Linked DNA regions of Mus musculus: region 1 is linked to region 2. A link is a loop called in an ENCODE intact Hi-C map of the cell type or tissue named here. Cell type or tissue: left cerebral cortex. All regions are shown on one strand. Links, peaks and the distances in the headings refer to the core of each region. The heading gives the core; the rest is flanking DNA. Region 1 overlaps Gm26843 (a long non-coding RNA gene). Region 2 holds the start of Gnao1 (guanine nucleotide binding protein, alpha O).

What was found. Peaks named below come from ENCODE experiments on the same cell type or tissue, not always from the same donor. Only the 100,000 strongest peaks of a DNase experiment are listed, where the experiment ranks them.
Region 1: it touches region 2 in a loop (11-fold over the local background); 5 of 42 quality-filtered maps call a loop at or near these places.

Annotation. Positions count from the first base shown.
Region 1 is chr8:93,558,444-93,568,482 of GRCm38, forward strand. It overlaps Gm26843 (a long non-coding RNA gene), which reads right to left. Exons shown (of 10, transcript XR_003947433.1): 10 at 7,542-9,017. Among named protein-coding and RNA genes, the nearest start is that of Ces5a, 28 kb to the left of the region's middle. In left cerebral cortex, for the core only: no CTCF peak of the experiment used is centred there; DNase peaks (open chromatin) are centred at 3,046, 4,385, 5,344 and 5,732; H3K27ac peaks cover 332 bases.
Region 2 is chr8:93,806,183-93,816,221 of GRCm38, forward strand. It overlaps Gnao1 (guanine nucleotide binding protein, alpha O), which reads left to right and starts at 4,656. Exons shown (of 9, transcript NM_010308.3): 1 at 4,656-5,271; 2 at 5,469-5,511. The coding sequence starts at 5,154. It overlaps 4930488L21Rik (RIKEN cDNA 4930488L21 gene), which reads right to left and starts at 7,373. Exons shown (of 1, transcript NR_026888.1): 1 at 5,512-7,373. In left cerebral cortex, for the core only: no CTCF peak of the experiment used is centred there; DNase peaks (open chromatin) are centred at 1,837, 4,174, 4,446, 5,246 and 6 more places; H3K4me3 peaks cover 4,863 bases; H3K27ac peaks cover 5,119 bases.

The DNA.
Region 1 (10,039 bases), core at 761-8,760, 250 kb before region 2:
CACTGCAATAAGCAATCATTGGCCAGTTGAACAAACTTATAACCAATTCTGCTAACTACTTATTACCATAGATGAAAAACAATCCTTACTAAATTTATGGGAACATTCTTTCCATATGAAAAGCAATTTTCTATTCTTTATAAACAAAGAAGCTGAGCATTTCAAAATTCAAAGTATGGTTGAATCAAAATATAAAATATTCAATATGTTAGATAGAAGATTTGAATGTTTTCTATGCTAAAATTCTATAATATCGCTAAGAGAAACTAAAGGAGATCTCAGTTAACAATGGAAAAAATGTGTTCAAGGGTTCAAAGACTCAATATTAGTAAGAGGCTTATGTTTCATTCTGACCAAAATATATATCACAGAAACAAGTTGAGGAAGGAATGATTACTTGGGTTCCTAGTTTCAGAGATTTCCATGTGCCATGGAGGGTAGATCATGGTAGAGCACAGATGCTCACATCCTAGCAGGCCATGAAGCAGACAGGAGAAATGCATTCTTGGAAGTGCCCCTTTCCTCCCTTCTATTTCATCTGGGACTATAGCCACCTGCATTGGTCTTCCCTCAGTTAAACTTGTCTATAAACACCCTCCCAGACATTCCCAGAAATGTACTTCCCCAATCTCCTAAATAGTTCTAAATCCTGGCAAGTAAATGATGAAGATTAATCATCGCAGACGTCAATTTTCTCAGACTAAACTATAGAGTAAGTTGAATCCGAATGAAAAGTCCAGCTGGCTTGTTTCATTTTGTTTTGTTGGAAATTGAAATGGTGATTCTAATCTTATTTGGAAAAACCAAGGCATGTTGGAAAATGTTTGGAGACTTATGCTACACAGTGTCAAGGCTCACTTACTATAAAGGAACTTTCACCCTAACTCATCACATACAAAAATTAGTCAAAGATGAGCTGTAGACTCAAATGTGAACTTGGGGAGAATGTATTTGTGGTACTAGAACAGGCAAAAATTTTCAAAGGAGAATATAAAATATAACATCCAGAAAAGAGAAACATAATAAATTATACTTAAGAAAATTTTAAAGCTTCCTCAGTAGGAAATTCTATTATAAAATAGTTGCAAACAGTAACTACATGGTGGTGAGTATTGAGGAGTGAGAAGAACACAGGAGACTGTTTGAGATTCTATGTTTTGAGTTGTGATCTGTTGATCACATGCTTACAGATGTGTGAAGATATCCCTTGAGCTTGACTTCTTCGCTCCCTAAAGTCAATGAATTTACATTTCAGTGACCTGCAGAAGGATAAGTTAATAGGATGGGTCTCGTTTCTAGGTGGTTCTGATGACTATTTATTAGTATAAATGAAAAATAGTCAACTCCTTGGCCATATACCCAGAATGATGGAAGTCAGGGCCATGTCCTCATTCATTCACTGTCAAGCACAGATGACCAGTGCTCCAGCTGCTACTCAACATCTGCTCGTCTGGACACTTTCCTAACACTGACTAATATGTTTGGTTAGCCCATTGTACTCATCTAGTGGCCAAAGCCCTAGCTCAAGATTTAGTCCTGAAAACACTGTCAGCTGATGATATAAGCTCTTTCATCCAGGTGAATCCTCTCTGATTTCCACTAGGAAAGAACCAGTCAGAAGGGAATCTGTCATAGATAAGAGTTGTACACCACAGGCTTAGCATAGAAGTGGGAATCCTGGTCCACAAACTCAGAAACACCACAAACAGAGCCCTATTCTTCTCCAATTCAAAACATATTTTTACATCAAGCACATGACACCACATCATGGAGTTGACTTCCCTATCACTACCACTTGATTTCAATCACAAACTTACTCATGAGTATAAGATTTCTCTACTCTACTGGAGTCTAAGGCTTTGAGACTTCACACTTCTACAACTGACTCTCATTATTTTTGCTGTTTTATGCTGAACCCATTCTTCCTTGAATTGATGGATACAGGATAACGGCTAACTGAATGAGAAATGGCCAGCGGGGAAGGAATAGAATGGGATGCATTATCATCATATATCAATATATTGTTTACCTGTTCATTCTTGGAAAGGACTGAAACCACATGCCCATTAACTTCACGAAATGGCTAATAAGTGAAAACTAGATGGAGGTGGGAAGCATACAAAGAAACTGAGGCATAAAGATTACCCGATAGAACTTAGATTTGGGCCAGGTGGTTCATGCAAGTGCTGGTAACTTTAACAGAAGACAAGCTGTGATAAAGACAATTGAGATTTGGACAGGTTTGGGGCACACAGAGAAAAGGTAGTTAAACTGGGGTAAATATGTTAGTGACTTTATATTACTATAACCATCTGAGATAATTGACTTAGAAAGAGGGCGAGTTCATGTTAAGTAGCAGTTTTGGAGATATTTTTAGCTTCCCATGAGTTGGCCTGGCTGTTTCATGACCTGCAGCAAGGGAGTGCATCCTAGTGAGAGTGTAAGGTAGGGCTAGCCACATGCCTGCCATATAGCAGCCATGGAAGCACAAAGAACGGGAAAGAGACTCTCGGGTCCCAAATAATCTCAGGACAAATAGCCCATCAAGGTGCCTCTTAGCACACCCAAGCACATGCTGGTCTCTAGGCTTTCTCAGCAAGTACCTGTTACAGAGTCATACTGGCTGGTAATAACCAGCCCCTACCCTAAATGTCTACAACACAGAGGCTTTCATTTTGGTCATGCCCTCCCTTGGTTCTCTCTTTCTGCCCTCTCTTCCCTCTACTCTCTCAGTCCTCAGCTTCCTTCTTGATCCACATGACCTCTTTCCCTTCTCTCTTGTCTTCTTCTTTTGCCACCCCTTCCATGCCATGTCTCTCATCTCATGGCCCAGTTCATACTGCTGACTTCTTTCTCTCACTGCTCTGGACTCTTGCAGATGCCTCTGGCTTTACTCTCCCCTCGAGTCCTACAATAAATCCTTCTCTTTAGACCTTAGCATGGTTATGTCCTCATTTCCATGCAGAGACAGTCTCCTTAGAGGACACACCTCCAGTGGTTTAAAGATATCCTACTATGCCCCACTTCTTAAAGGTTCTGCCACCCACGGGTTGGAGGAAGCCAAGCCTTGAAGCAATATCTCAGATCCAATCTAGAGCAGAAACCCAGAAAATCTGTTCTTGGGTTCCACACTCCTACTAGTAACTACCAGATCCATGGCTTCAGGCTTCTTTCGTAGGAAGTTCCCAACCCCAGGCAAGTTTTACCACAGTCTTGAGGATACTGACCATTCCACTTGACCTCTTCAGCTTCAAAACTCAGAGGTTTCAGAACCACATAAAACAAGAAAGTGTGTTTCAGTATGTATCTAAAGGGAGGCGTTATGGTTTAGATGCAGTGTCCACTAAAGGCTTGTGTATTGAAGACTTTGTCTCCAATGTTGCAATATTCAGAGGTGGGGGGGAGGGGTCTTAGGAATTTATTGCATCATGGGGACTCTGACTTCATTAATGCTATACATATAAAAATTGATGGACTATTGGGTGGTAATAGACATTCAGGAGGTAGGACCTATTTGAATGGAGTAAATCCCTGAGGACTGCCCCCTCTCCCTTCCTCCCTCCCTCCCTTGTTCCTTTCCTCCCATCCTCTCTCTCTCTCTCTCTCTCTCTCTCTCTCTCTCTCCTAGCTTCCTTGCTTTACCGTGTTTGTTATGTCCTGCATGGTCACAGGTCGAGAAACGGAAAAACAGAGTCAAATAACCTTGGACTAAAATGTTTGGAATATGAGTCAAGTCTTTTGTCCTTAGGTTGACTCTTAAAGCAGCAGCATAGAGCTGACTAAAACGCATAAAGATCCTGGGTCCATGGGGAAGTTTCGAGCTGAGAGTATTGAAACTCTGAATGTACAGAGTTTGAAACTCTTTTTCCTGAAACCCTGGTTCACCAGAAGACCACTGAGAGTGGGCTTTTGTTTTTAACTGAAAACCTTTAATTAAACTCAACCCCATCCTTACAGATGTAAGAATGTGGCCCAGAGAAGGCCAGGGATGTCCCAAGATCACACAGCAGAGAATATGGATGCAGATTCAAAGGCACTACCCCTTGCCCTACTTCCTTGGTGGTAGTCTCATTCACCAATCACAGGCAATGGCCTCTTCCCCACCAGCAGTTTTAATGTCCTGCCCAGAAGTTTTCAGAGAGGGAGTTTTTCCCTAAAAACTGCAGATGACACCCACCCAGAACTCAAAAAAAAAAAAAATTACTTGCTTAAAGAAAAAAACAAGGGAACAAAAGAATCATGTCTTCCAGCAGCCGTGCTGAGTGAGGCCAGCTGCAGGGAATTAAGGGCGATTCAGACCCTCTCACATATGTTGACAGAGAGAAAAGGCAGCTGAGATACTCAGTGGGAAGTCCACGACTCTCCTCTCCAGGAATAAAAGTTCTGCCCCAGATAGACAAGGAGCCTCGAAGTCTGGAAGAATGAGCTCAGTGCCATCCCATAATAAAATCTGGGAAGGAGCCTGACCGAGGAGAGGAGAGAGCTTGAGTCTAGGAAAAATTACTATGTGAAGCTATAGGTGCTTCCAGGGGCTTGAGCCCAAAGCCCAGGGCAAAGTCTGGTTCCCAGGGGAAATGGAGCCAGCAAACGAGTGGGGTTAGGCTGAGGAGATACAAGCTCACCCTCCTTCAGCCAAAAGCCAGGAAGAGCTGTGTGGGTGCTCACCTACCAGTGTGAACTCAACCTCTGTACCTTGTGCTGGCACCAGTATTGAATCCTGAGTACCAGTATCTCTGTCCAATAACAGAATATTGTTTTTAGAAGTACACTTCTAAACACTAAAGTATACTGGCAGTGTAACTAACTATACACATTCATGGAATGACAAGGAAACCCAGGAAATAAAGAGGGTCTTTCCCCAGACAGAGAGATAGTACATACTATGTTGAGAACACTGTAAGAAGTGTATTTTGTGCAAGCTCCAGCACGCACGTGTGTTGGTTGGCTAGACTAACCGCCAAGCTCCAAGGATTTCCCTAACTCTGCCTGTTCCCTCTGCACTGAGGTCATAGGTGCACCACCTGGCTTTGATATGGATACTAGGGATTCAAACTCAAGCCCCACTTTACTGACAGGGCCATCTCTTAAGCTCCTCACTTGGTTTTTAAAGCTTCAATGGGGAGCTAAAATTAACCCCACGTGTCCAAAATACACCAAGCTGCCCAGCCTTACAGTTTGGAGAAGAGATTTCCCCATTGCTGGTAAGATGCACCTGCTGTTTGGATCTGGCTCCTCCAGACTTCTCAGGTGTCACTCATCTTTCCTGTGCACTGGGTGCCAGCTATACTGTAGGCTAGAATCACCTGCCAAGTTCTACATCCTCCCAGCTTCCCTCCGGCGGTTTCCATGGCAAACACGGGCATCTCATGTTCTATGTGGGATAAAGGCAAACCCGGAATATCTGAAAACAGTACGCTGACCCCGCTGGAGCTGTCCTTCTTTAGTTCTTCCATATCAATAGCTTTTATTTTAGTTTTGAAGCCAACAATCAGGTTCTGGGTGTTCTGGGACTGTCTGCCAGCACAAGACAACCAACAGCAGCCAAAATTCCTCATCCCAGTTCCCGTAAATGGCAGGACCGCTGTATGATGACCTGAGAATTGACTTCAAACAAAATGCCTTCCCTTTGATTCTGAGCCTTCTGACTCTACATTTGGATGCTGAGTACAGCTCTGATCCTTCGCCTGCCAAAAGCTACTAAAGATGCCTGATGTTCTACTTATAATGAAGCAGAAAAACCTCACCAACTAACCAGCCAAGGCAGGTTCTGAAAAACGTGCACATCTACTCCCGAAAGGTGGCTGCGCTCACCTGGGGGGAGGACATGGTCACTGGGCGTGGATTAGCAATAGGGACTTTCTTACCCGATACTTGATGTGACATTTGGCAAGTCCTAAAAATGGCTGTCGCCCTTCCTTGGGTAGGAAGAAATGGCATGTTGGCACCACTGTCTACCACTTTCCTCCCCCTCAGAACTGACATCTTAAGGACCTGCCCATAGAAGACATGGAAGAGTTTGGGAGAGGAGCCCACTTGGCTTTTTTTCTCTAAATCCTGATGCTATAGTTTAGATCTTAAATACTCTCCCGTACCTCAAAGGTTGGGGGAAGGCAGGGCTATTGGGAAATGGTTGTGACCTAGCAGAAGAACCTCGGATTCTCACCCAGGTCCCTAACACATTCTCAAAGAAGTCTCAGAGACCTCAAATTATGATCGCTATCAGGTGCAATCTTAACATCCCTTAATTTATAGGAAACATGAAAGGCACCACTCAAATGTCCGTCTCCCATCTGAAATGCCAACATTGACAACTCCTTTTTTACAAAACAACCTCCCAGAAAGGGCATGTGGGTGGTGGAATCCGAGGCCAGGGCATGAGTGTACCAGCACAGATCATTATCAAAGTACTGGGGTCAAGGGAAAGGTGCAAGTGCAGAGACAAAGAATATACAGGAAGTAGAGGCAAGTAAGAAACCTGCCTCCATCAGGGCTCTGGCACCAGACCAGCCTGGAACAGGCCATTCTACTTCTGTTGAGAGAGCTTGAACTGGGAGTTCTTGACCACAGAACCCCGAACCAGTACTTCTTTTATAGGATGGGGAGAAGGCAAAAGTACATTTACTAAACTCAGGGATAACTGCCTTTGGTGAGAGAAAAAATAAGTTACTGCCTGAGCTAAAAACCACCAGGGACTTGCAAGCCCCTCTGTCTGCCAGAGTCAGTGTTTTGCATATGTACAGTCTCAGGGGATATCTGCTCAGCTTGGTGTATGGAATCAGGACAGAGGCCCAATCAGCATCTATTTAATTAGGGACAGCATGTAACTCAGTAGTAGACCCTTCCTTGTCTACCACTAGTCCTAGACATATCTGGGATGGAGAACTCTCAACTGAAAATGTGCCTCCTTCAGATTGGTCCCATACCAGTGAGACTTTTCTTGATTATTGATGGATTGACATGGGAGGGCCCAGTGCACTGTGGGTAGTCCCACTTCTGAGTGAGCAGGTGGTCCTCGGATATATAAGTAAGGCAGCTAGGGAGGCTAGAGAGATGGCTCAAGGATGGAACAGTGGATGTTCTTCCAAAGGACCCAGATTTGATTCCTAGCATCCACATGACTACTTATGCTCTTCTGTAACTCCAGTTCCAGGGGATCCAGTGCCACCCTCTGGCCTCCCAGGGCACTAGATATATATGTGATACATAGGAACACATGCAGGCAAAGCACCCATATACATAGAAAAAAGTAAACAAATATCTAAACACAAAATAAATAATAAACAGGCACCTGAATGTAAGCCTGGGAAAAATTCAGTAAGCAGGTTCCTCACTTGTTCCTGACTCTGCTCCTGCTGAGGGCCTCCTGACACTTTCCTAAGTGACAGGCTGTGACCTGAAACTCTAAGTCAAATAAACCTTTTCTCCTCAAATTGCTTTCTTTGGCCATGGTGCTTCTAACAGCGACAGAAAGCTAAACTAGTGTACTACCTCACATATCACCCAGCAGAAGGGTGACAGCTTTGTCTTCTCTGGGTCCCCAACTCCCCATGCCATCTCTCACCCAAAGTAGACAGGAGAACGTTTTACTAAATTGAATGGAGCAGATTTACAAGAGTGATTTAAGCTCCGTGCCTAAGCCCCATGCATACACACAAGGTTGCCTGGCTGCTTGCATATACGTTTTTATAAGCATTTTTATTTGTTGCTTTTGAGGTAGCATGGTCAAAATAGCTGGCAGAAACAGTGTATGTAAAGGGTGAAAGAATTCTTTGGGCTCATGGTCTCAAGACATTTCACTATGACAGAGAAGGCTTAGCATGGTGGTTCAGGCCACAGCAATAGGACCCCATCATAGGAGCATGTATGGGAAGCTATTCGCATCACGCAGATCAGGAAGCAGAAAAAGTCAGGAACTAGGGACCTTCCCATGAAAACCTGTCTACCAGCTAGACCCATACCCTTCCAAATTTGCTCCACCAGCTGGGAACCAAATGTTCAAATCAAGAGCCTATGGTGGGCATTGCAGATTCAAACCATACCAATGTTCTTTCTAACCAAGCCACCAGGAACCTAGGCAAAGAGCTCTTCTCCACTAAATTTCTACAGGGACAAGGTCTTTCCCTCACCACCCATGATTCCTCCCAAAGTAGTGTTCTAAAGTTGGTGGAACTTCATGGTTGTGTGTGTGGAGGTGTCTTCCAATTCCCATTGCTCCTGCCCTTTTTCCCACGACATCCCAGCCCCCTACAGAATCAGTGTGACTCGTCCTCACACTCCAGTCTCTCCAGGATAACCTCCCTGCACACATTGCTTTTGGGTTCCAAAGGAGGCCTAAAATGTAGACAAATGTGTAGCTTAGCATCCACCTGCTGATGCAAAGCCACACCTCCAGCCGAGGACAAAGAGCTGGTGATTAATTGCTGAATGAGGAGGAAAGGAAGTTCCATTAACAAATCACCATAGATCTCTTTTGGCACTTTAAACACTCTATCTTGCTGAATCCCTGAAGTCTCGCATCACTCATCAGAACATGGAGATGTGGAGAGGTTAAGCCCGTGTGTAGGTTCACAGAGAGAGGAAGTAGCATGTGGGATCTGAATTGGGGTCTGCCTAACTCTGGGGACCTACAGTCTCAGATCATACAGGTTATACTCTTCAGACTTGGTGACAGACGATCAGCGCTGGTTTCCCTCTGGAAAAGCACACACATCCTGGTCCCCAGAAAGACACTGGGCTTAAACCAGACAGCATCTTTCAGAGAGCGTCCCTGTTTCTTTATGAGAGCATTCGAGGAGAAGGCTGCGCTGATTGACGTGGGTTGTAATAATACTCATTTGGCTGTAATTACTCCTTGAATTCCAGCCAAAACGGGCCACGCTGAGATGCAGCTGTACACAATGTCTGGATTCTCCTACACAGCACAGTCAGGAACAGGATGGTCAGCAATGAAAGCTGGTGGGGGCTGAAAGAAGCTTCCATGTAATGCCCGTCTGTTTCATCTTAATCTGCTCAAGACCCTAGAGGGAGGGAAAAGAAAACTTGAGGTTGAAAATGTAGTTCCTTTATGTCTGCTGCTTATATTAGCGGGAACAAAAATAAGAGAGTGGGGCTTTGCTCCTTTGAAAGAAACCACAGGCTCATGAAGGAAAACCAGCAATGGGATGTGATTGGGCTGTGCCGTGGGAGCTGAGGAATGTCCCCAAATCAGCCTCACAAGGGTGTTGACATAAACTACTCACTAGGTGGACCAGCTTGGGAGTAGTAGGGCAGATCTTAGCCTTGAGAGAAGCATCGGGAGGGCTGAGAGGCAGAGCCAGTGTCAAGTCTATCTACTGTTCTGGCACAGGCTAGCAAGTGACCTCGGGCAAGTTAGTAGGCCTGTACCATTCCAGTTTCTCCTACGGCACATGGAAAGGTGAAGCACTCATCCCAGGTCTTCCTAGGAGAGGAAGTAGAGGGATGTTTGGATTCTAACCAAGTTGAAAGAGCAGTTTTCATTTGACTGAGTTTATTTTAAAGCTACATTGTCCTCTCACCTATGAGAGCCACTGCCCTCCACTTCCATTCCATGCTGAGGATGACAGGCAACTGGGGAGCCTACCTGAAGTGCCTTCACACTTTCTTACATGTCTCAACCTACAGGGGGAAGCAGGCAAAGCTGAAAGCTGTGAATACCAAGAGTCTTTAACTACAGGCCCTTTCCCATGAAACAGAACAGCAAATATGGAGGCAAGCCTCCTGACTGAGTTCAACCCTCTTCCAATCATCACACCAACCTGTGCCTGGAAATTAAACCAAATCAAACAACCAGTGGAGCATCCAGGTACCAGGATGAGTGGGAAGAGCACTGGGGTAGAACAGAGAGCAGCTATCGGTTTCTCAAGGAAAGTGAAAGGCATCACGGGTATCCTGTGGACCCACTAACCTCTATGTTGGCTGCACTGATCACCTGGAGGTCAGGAAATATGGATTCTGTTATGTCTTCTAGTTTCTGAGCAAGCTGATTGTTTCTATGAGCTCTGTGTCACCATACTAAAAA
Region 2 (10,039 bases), core at 664-8,663:
ATAAGAAAATTAATCTCTCATAAACCCTACAAAATTAGAAAACAAGACACAGAAGTTTGCCAAGAATTTTTCTGATGGGGATGTCAAAAATATTAGGTATATCCCCTCTCACAAGTGCCTGTTGGTCAGTAAATCTCCCACTCGTAGGTTCAAAATCAGCATCATTCATGTCATAGAACTTTACTTGATGACATAACTTTCACTGAATCTCAAACATTTTCTAAAATAATCAAGTGGCAGAATTTGTCTTAGGGAAAAAACTCAAATGTCAAAGGTGGGAAGAGCTTTCCTATATATTACCTGATGAAGCCCTTGTCACACAGGGACTTTACTTAACAAATATTATGACAACCAGTGCACAAGGACCATTCTTGGTCTTTTCATACACAGTGGAAGCCGTTTTCTTTCTATGAGCTTATATCCCAGCAGCAAGCTTCCCAACAAATACGAGAAATGTGGTTATAAAAGACAATCCTCAGGTTCCACCTCAGGTTTACTGAGTGTATTCCAGAAGTGGAACTCTAAATTTAATTTTTAAATGTAACTTTAAAGCATCTCAGGTAATTCTATAGATAATAATGTTTGAGAGCCATGGTGGTAGTGGTCTGAGAGACGTGTGCGAAAACATGCCAGGGAAAAAATGTCAACTGGGGACATTTTTAGAGACATAGATAAAGAGAAAAGAAAGTGAGTATCTACCCAAAGCCCACCATGCTGGTTAACTGAGAGCTGGGGATCACTACTCTCTGGAAGCAGAGCAGCTTTCTGCAGCCTTTGCTGACATTCCTCTCATGGACTATGGAAGATATTCCAAGTGGCTTCCAAAATATGATGCATAGTGTGTGTGTAGCATGATGAACATTTGACTAAGGATGGGGTGAGAACTGTTTTCTGATAAAAAAAATTTCATCAGAAAAAATATAATTCTGAGAATCATATAAAACAAAACCAAAGGGAAACTGGCCTTGGTCTAGGAATCCTAGCTCCTAATGTTAGAACTCTAATTTCTTCGTTTCCACAGGAATTAATTGTGTAGCAATTTAATATAGTCAAAGGATTTTTTTATTACTTATACCTTTGGAGGAATCAAAATATGACTGGGTTTGAGATTTTGGCTTTCTGATCTGAGAATTCTTTATGTATGTATATAATGTGCTGTTTTCAACAGTTCGCAAAACAGCAAAGACTCGCTGACTCATTAATAAGTTTATTGACCATTAATAATTTATTCATGCCCCTGTGTGAGGGCTCAGCTTGCTCATCTGTAAAATGGATACCAGACTGCATCTTATTAAACCAAAATGCCCAAGGCCTTGCAAGAACTTTCTGAAATAAAGGGGTTTATTGAAGCTATTGAAGAGGCTAGGGAGAAATTCTACAACCGCCAAAGTGGGTGAATAGCTAGTTCCCCATATCTAAAAGGGCAGAGTACTTTACACGGAAAACATTGCTGCATACATACTATGTACACTGAGTTTACACTGGCTACTGATAACAAGGGTGGGTTTACCTGAAGCAATGAAGCCTTTGTGATGGGAGATCAAAGAGAAAAAGGCAGGACTTCTGGGTTGGTTAATGATGCAAGGGGCATAGACTGGTGCCTAGGCAGTCAGAGCAGCATTGAATGAAGCTTTTTAATGTACATTCAAGAACAGAAAAATGGTCTTTTGGGAGCCTGTAGCTTGCTACCCAAATAACATCCTATATCATTTCTCTTCTCTCATGTCCCCTGGCCCTTTGTAATCAAATGTAGGACATCTCAGAAGTTTTCTCTTATCAATCTGTCTTCCTGGTCTAGGCTCTTTCCACTCATCCATGATGCTTCCCACACTAGTACCTAACTGAGGTTTATGTGGGAGGATCACATGGGGGAATTTTTGTAAAAGTGCTCCGTAAGCTGTAAAGCACTATACAGATGAAGTGAATTATTATTAGTCTTTTATGGAACTCAGCCATAATGATGCAAAGTGACCCAGAAAAAGGAGAAGAAGAGGGAAAAGGAGGAGAAGAAGGAGAAGGAGAAGGAGAAGGAGAAGGAGAAAAGGAGAAGGAGAAGGAGGAAGAAGAAGAAGAAGAAGAAGAAGAAGAAGAAGAAGAAGAAGAAGAAGAAGAAGAAGAAGAAGAAGAAGAAGAAAAGAAGAAGAAGGAAGAAGAAGACGGAAGAAGAAGAAGGAAGAAGAGGAAAACAGAGTAGGCAAATCTGAAATACCTCCACAGTGCTGGAACATAATCTTACATACATAGTCAGTAGGTCAAGTACTGGGGGAACGAAGAAAAACTCAAAACACAGAGGCTTATACGTCTGCCATATCAGGACTGATAGCAAGGAGGAAGGCCAGGCACTTAAAAGTCAAGGATGGCTGCATCTTCCCATACACAACCAGAATGCCACCAGGAACATAAGGCCTTCACTTGAAAATCACTTGATATGAAAGAACACTAAATATATTTACTAGGGTATTGCCACCGCCACCACCACCACCGCCACCACCACCACCACCACCGCCACCGCCACCGCCCTGTCCCAGGGCAGAGTGAAACGGTGATCCTTACCTTCGGTCCATCAAATGCAGTCTTGTACAAATGGCAGTGAAATTTTTTTCTGAATCTGGTTCACAGTAGATCTAGGCAACTGTCCCCAGCAACCTCTGCAGGAAGCAAGGTCTATAGAATATTGGGCACCTGAGATCTCTGTTTTCGATCTGGAAGGACAAGTTTAATGATACTTGATTTTTAAGCCAAACCAGATTCATCTTCTAATAGTTTCCCCACCCAACACAAAGAGGAAAGAAAATAGAGGAGGGATTATTTATGTGCTGTATAAAATAAATCTATAGAATTTTTTGTCGGTTTCCTAGAATAGGTAGGTATGACTCAAATTTAAATATTCCAATTATATTACATATACTTTTGACACAGACATTTGTCGAATGAGACAAACATACATTGGGAAACACCAAACTTATGAAAAAAAAACATGCAGGAGAAAAAATATTTTCTTCTGAGTGGGTCTTAATTGCCCCTTTTCCCCCTTGCAAATATATTTTTATGCTGAGTGACATTTCCAAAATAGGATTTTCTCTCCATTGCTGAAATGAAGCAAACAAGTTTACTTTCAGAGTCACAGAAATGCCCAACTGTTACGAAAAAAGAAAGTGTTTTCCACTGGCCCCTTGCCTGTCTTTATCCTGGGCAGTCTTGCCTGTTGGCTCCTCCATCTAGGAAGGCCCCTGGGGCTGACTGGTGGAACTGATTGTAAAACTATTTTGTGCAGTAAGAATTAATGTCTTCAGGCTCTGAGACCACCCAGAACATGACCGATCTTTGGCAACTGTCTACTGTTTTCCCCAGTGCTGGGTTCGCTGTTTGCTGAATAACTGACCCTGGTTTCTGACTATCTGAGAAGATATGAAGGGTGTATTTCTTCTAGTAGTTTGTTATTTTAAGATGAAAGGAAGAAAAAAAATCTCTTATCACAAACCTATGAAGAATTCATTTTTACCGGATTATGTTCTGGGGATACAAGAATTCAAGAACCAAGGGAGGCCATCGATTCATCATATAGAGAAAAATTTAAGGGAACAAGTATTTGCTAGAGGCTTTCATGAAAGACTGTCCCTGGGCCTTTGGCATCAAGCCATCCTAGGATGGTAACCATCTCTAGCGACAGAGGTTGTGGGCATCTCGCGGTAAGGCTCACATTGGCTAAGGGAGGCAAAAACTCCTGCGGAGCAGGCCTTGCCTCTTCTCTGCCTGCTACTTTCCTCTCTACTAGCCCAGTCTCTAGACACTAGATGCTCAATAAATGCGGACCCAAATCCGTCACTGAGCCCCAGCGCGTTATTATGGAGTGAGCGGGTTTATCCTGACCCACTACCTCCTCACATCTGCGGAGGCACCATAGCTCGACTAGGGGCTACACCTCCAGCCGCGAAGGAGAACAATCGGTAAGGCGATCTGCCGGAGACACGACCCAGAGCCCGAGGGACCAGGAAGCTGGAGGCTCAGGCCCAGGGCTGGGGACCACCTGACCGCCGCGCTGGGGTTGACAGGAGGCGGGCCGGGCGCGCGAGACCCGCCGGGGTGGGGCGGGGTGGGGCGCAGGCGCGCGCCCGGCCCCAGGCCCCGCCCTCCCCAGCCCGGCACGCTCCGGGAGCCGCGGGGGGAGGGGGACCCGAGAGTGGGCGGCGCCGCGCGCGCGCGCCCGCTTGTCTGACGCGTCCCGCGGGCATGCGCGCCGCCCCCGCCCGCGCCGTCCCCGGGGCCCCCGGCGCGCGGCCCTGCTGACGTCAGCGGGCGGCTGGCGGAGCGCTGCGCAGGACCAGGCGCACTCGAGAGCTGCGCTCGCCTCGCCCCCCCCCTCCCCGCCCGCCCCGGCGCGCGCGCGCGTGCCCTGCCCTCCCTGCCCGCCTCTTCTCGCGCTCCCCGCTGGCCGCGGCTCCCTCGCGCTCTCCCCGTCTCCTGTCCGCTCCGCCGAGCGATGCGAGTTCTGGGCCCCGGCGACGCCGCCTCCCGCTAGAGAGAGCTGCACCCCCCACCCCCGGCCCGGCCCTCTGCCCAGCCCTGCCCCGCGCGCGGGGGTCGGAGAAGGCGCCGCGGACGCATCGACGGCCGAGGAGCGGCGATGCACATGCACTAGCGGCACCCCCTAACTCACTCCCTCCACACCCCGCGCCACCGCCGCCTCCACCTTCTCCGCCTCCGCCTCCTCCTCCTCCGCCTCCGGCAGCCGCGGCAGAAGGACCCACCCTGCCCCCCACCCCACCCTCCGCCGGCTCCGGCTGCGGATCCAGCCTCGACTCCTATTTTATTTATTTTGGGTCGTGCACTAGCCTCGGTGCCTGCAACCCGCGCCTCCCGGGCCCGCGGGCGCCTCCTCTCTCGGCTCCGGAGCCCCAGACCCCGGCTACCCTCACCTCGACACCCCCAGACCCCAGCCAGCCGCCGCTAATCTTCGCCGCTGGAATCTTAATAGAGGCTGTCCTTTTGGGGGGATTCTGGTCTTTCGACAATTTTGTTCCCAGCCAAGGAGAGGATATCGTGATTTTCTCCCCTTTGAGCCCAGGCTCTGCTCTGTGGGGGGGTGGGGGGCGCGCCGACCCGGGGAGTCGTGCCAGCCTAGTCGTGCGGGCTGTGGCAGGGAAGGGGCCACCATGGGATGTACGCTGAGCGCAGAGGAGAGAGCCGCCCTCGAGCGGAGCAAGGCGATTGAGAAAAACCTCAAAGAAGATGGCATCAGCGCCGCCAAAGACGTGAAATTACTCCTGCTGGGTAAGGACCTGGGTAGCCACCCCCGCCCCTCGACCCCCGCCACAGTTCCCAACCCGACTTGCGCCCTGGGAAATCTGGTCCCTGAGTTGGCAACACCTTGTGCCCAGGAGCGCCCACCCTGTGCATGCCTTGAAGCCCCCTTCCCATTTCCATGAGCTGACACTCACCAGTTTCCCCCCCTCTGTGTGTCCCAACAGGGGCTGGAGAATCAGGAAAAAGCACCATTGTGAAGCAGATGAAGTAAGTCCCTGTGTCATTGGGATTTGTACTTTTATTAAGAATAATTTATATCGTTTTTATTATCTTGCTCACCCATATTTGCTCTCCAGGCCTGGTTTTTAATTCGCGCACACACAGAAGAAACCCGAGGTTGCCTCCCCTCCCCCACTCCCTACGTTGGTTCTGGGTCCCCCACCCCAACTCCTGGGGTCGGTGTTTGCGGGGAGGGAATGAGAGCGCCTCTAGTTGTATGAATGACAGTGTCCGCCATATTGATCAGAACATCACACTATTGGCGTGCTTATGATCATAACTCTTGCTCGTGGAGTATTTCGTGTTTCACTGCCTCCATTTCTGTCTCTGCCTCATCTTCTTTCCCCTCCTCCTCCACCCCACCCCTCGAATCCCACTTCCCCCTGCTTCTCTTGAGGCAGTGATTTTGAACTTGACTAAAACATGGAGGGGACCCAGCCCTAGCAGATTGGGGTGGAGGATCAAGTGTTTGCTGTTCACGAGTTTGGTGCTGAATTCCTGGTGGCTGTGGCTTAGACGACCCCCCCCCCCAAAGCGAGCAAGGGTTAGGGGAGGGGGCGTGCACTGGGGAGAAAGGATGGGTTTCCAAGCGGATGTGACAGACACAGCCTTATCCAAGGCAGAGGTGGGAGGGTCTGTGGGGCTAAAAGCCAGTTTCATCTGCCCTCCAGCCCCTCTCCTCCCTGGCCCTCCAGCCTTTGCTCTTCTGACACCCGCAGGTTCCAGTCACTGTGTAGCCTTTATCGTTGTATTTACACTCTGTATTCTACCTTCAATGCGGATTTCAGGCCCTACTTGCCACCGCCCCCTTTCTGCCTTAGATATCAGTTTCCCCTCCTAATTAACTGGGGGTGGATTTGAGTGATGGTTGAAAATTAAAACAAAATGGGATATTCCTTCCTTTCCACATTTCCCCACTTAGGAGCCTCGCCCGTCCTTCCTCCTCTCTGGCTTGCTTCTTGCCCCATCCACTCCACGGTTCCCGGTGAGCCTCCAGGCAGCTCTGCCTGGGGAGGGGTGGCCGGCAGGGAACGGGTGCGTGCCTTCCGGGCCTCCTGGCCCTGTTTCCGTTGGCCTGTCAGTTCGGGACGGAGGAGTTCGTTAGGACCGTTTAGCGAGGATTCCATGTCGCTTTGCTGTGACACCTTCGTGCACACACAGCTCCTAATTAGAGGTTGCTGTGCTGTAAACAAAAATGATTATTTTTCAACTTGACAGAATAGCCGAAGTAATTGCATCCCGTAGGAAAACAATGGAAAATAAAAGCCCCTTTCGAGGGAAGGTGGGTGGGAGACAAATCGTGCTTGTGGTTTCAAAACCAAGAAGCAAAAATTCTTGCATGTGTAACAGGCATGACAAGCGAGTTCCAGGCGGCGCCATGATGGTAGGGAGCAGCGACTAGGAGACAGTTTCTCCCATCTGCTTGGCATGTTCTTATTTGCGTTCGAGAGCTCCCGGGGGCTTTCTTCTCACAGGCCCCTTCGGCTAGCCTCACCCTTCTGAGCCACCAGTAATTTGGCCTGGGGTTTCTCTGGGGCTTGTGCAGTCCAAATGGATGGGGAGGCGGGGCCTGGGGAATTGCTCTTTGCAACAAGGTGCATGTTGCATCTGCCTGGAGCCCTCGCGTGTCGGGAAATGCAAACCGCGCCACCTCTTTCTCCTTAGGGGCAGGTTTCGAAACTTCACAAGTCTGTAATCCACTGTGGCAGGCCGGGAGTCCGGTAGAAGCCTCGGCCTCCTGAGCCAGGGTGAGGTTTCAGGCGTTGTAAGTGGTGGACAGCGCCCAGCCGAGGCTGGAAAAGTCGATGGGGCTGAGCTTGGCTCGGCGGTGTTCGGCTCCGCTCGGCCTGACCTGGGAGCGGGGCTCGGAGGATCTCGACAGTGTTCGGAGCACAGTCGGGGTCCAAGCGGAGAGGGCCGAGCGGCTTCGGCGGCTTCGGAAAGGCCCCGAAGACATTCGGAAACCCTCGGCAGGAGGAGGGCAAAGGAGGTGGAATTGGGGGTGTGGGAGGGGATGGCAAAGAAACTTTGCATCCACCAAAGCAGCTTGCTACCTGCTCTTCCTGAACATGCCTCATAAATTAGGTTGATTTAATAAGAGGTTTAAAAATACGTATCGAGTCCCCAAAAGGGCAACTTGCCTTTTTTATTCAAAGAAAGCTTAGCTCTCTGAGGAGATCCGTGTGCCACTTTAGAATGGAAATTCCTGATTAAGTCCTGGGGCACGAAATCTTAAAGGAAGACTGAGGAGACATTCTGAGGAAAGTCCTGTGCGTCTGACTTATATTGGGTTGCACTGAGGAAGATGGGGTGAAGTGTCCGATGTTTGATTCTATTTAATCGGAAATCAGAACATTTTTCTCTTTTCCTGCATTTCTTCCTTTCTCTATTCCCACAAACACCTTTTCTGTGAAAACTGCCTGTCAAAACTGAGATTTTTTTTTTGTAATTGATTTTTTTTTTGTTTGTTTGTTTCCCTTTAAGAACAAAACGTGCCAGATCTCTTTAGGAAATCGGCTAGGTTTGATCAGAATGTCCACCAGAAATGGGTGTGAGCACGCCAGTTGTGCCACAAAAAACCCAGCTGACCTGCCCTCCTGAAGCATTCATGAATGGCAGTTTTTCCTATGAGCTGAGCCTGAAATAAATCAGATCAGGGACTTGTGCCAAGCCGAATGCAGGACTTGTTTTATTAACCACAAAATGTGAGGTTGGTGTCACTGTATCCCGGTGACAGATTCTTTGGAGTCCTCACTTCCAGAGATGGGTTTTGAGATCACCACTTGAGTGAGAGTCATTTGTAGCCGGGGAAGATTGTACTTTCTGGGTGGGGCCAGCCCAGAAAGCCTCGGTAGCATTTGCAGAAAGCAATTTCCTGTTTCCCTGTGCAATATGATTGGTGACGAGCCCGTCAGGCCATATGTGTAAGTTAATTCAGATGCTGTGTTGTTTCACCTAGGCAGATGAAATTAGATGGTTAGAGAGTCTGCCGTTGGTGACACCCTGTGAGGAGCCAGGGATTGGGCCTAGTAGCACAGCCCCTTCCTTTGGGTTGAGAGGAGGAATATTGCTATCCGAATGTTATCAGATCCTTTGTCATCAGCGTTTTCAGAAGGCAAGGAGCTGCTTCAGTCGGCTTGTGTCCTCGTCCAGGTTGCGGTGCTGCTTATGAGGAGGAATCAGAATATGCCTGTAGCAGCTAGTGAAGCCGTTAGGGACTGGCAGGCAGAGACACTGCCTAGAACAGGGCGTTATTACCCTCATCAGCCCAGGGCCGTTACACACTCAAACCTTTGGAATTTTTCTGCACAATGCAATAAGGGGGAGTTTGCATCAATTTTCAGAAGCCTAATTCTCAAGTGTTTAAAATCTTTTGGGGTGTGTGTGTGTGTGTGTGTGTGTAAAGGACAACTCCATGGAGTCTGTTCTTCCTTCTACCTTTGCATGGGTTCGGAGATCAAACTCAAATTGCCAGCCTTGTGACAAAGTGCCTTTATCCTCTGAGCTATCTTGCTGGCACCGCCTTTACCTTCATATTCTCTCTCTCTCTCTCTCTCTCTCTCTCTCTCTCTCTCTCTCTCTCTCTCTCTCTCTCTCGTGTGCATTTGTGGATTAGTGTCTGGAAGGTCTCTGTCATGCAATATACAACATTTAAGTTCCAAGACACGAACGGTGGTGATTGAAGTAGTGCAAGTGCAGCTTCACACGTCCTATGAGTAGGGGTGGCTCCTTTCCTCTGCGTGGCACTTTGCTTGTGTTTGGGGCCTGTGACCTCACGTGGGATATACCCTCATCATTGTTTCAGTAATTAGGGATGCTTTTACACAGACTAATAAAAATTTTAAGGCGAGTATAAGTTTTATTGGATTTTTGAACCCTTGCAAAGAAATGTCTTAGAATTATATTTTATGATGCATAGAATCAATAGTGTCACTTTAACTGACCTCCCAGTTCTGAACACTGGGTGACAGATGCTTGGACGTGGCACTGTAAAATGACCGCTGGAGTTGCTCTGAACATTATAATTTGCCTTGACTCGAGGTGCAATGTTTGCTGGGGTATTTACCCCACATTCTCTAGAGCATTAGGTTTTTGTTTTGTTTTTCAGTAAGTAGAGGTTAAAGTTTGCAAAAAGGCTTGGCTTGCTACCTAGAAGTCTATACCTGTATAGGCAGAATGAAATGGAACATTCATTTCTGGAGTGCAATTTTTTAAGAAATTTAAGGATTTGCCTATTGAAGATATCGCTGTTCATACAAACATCCCAGCCCTTACAACTGAGGCTTTAGCATACCACTCTGTCAGGGAAGGTGGCGGTTTTGAAAGGTCATTGTCTGCCAAAATGATGGTGGCTTCCTCCCAGCCGACCTTGACTTTATAACTGGGTGTCAAGACCATTTGTTTGGCTTCAGGCCTGTGGTGCTTTCAGCATCTAGTGAGTGACAGGCATTAACAGAGGGGGGAGGTGACAACTTGCAACCATTACTTTGTGCAAATAGAGCCATCTGAAAGGGCA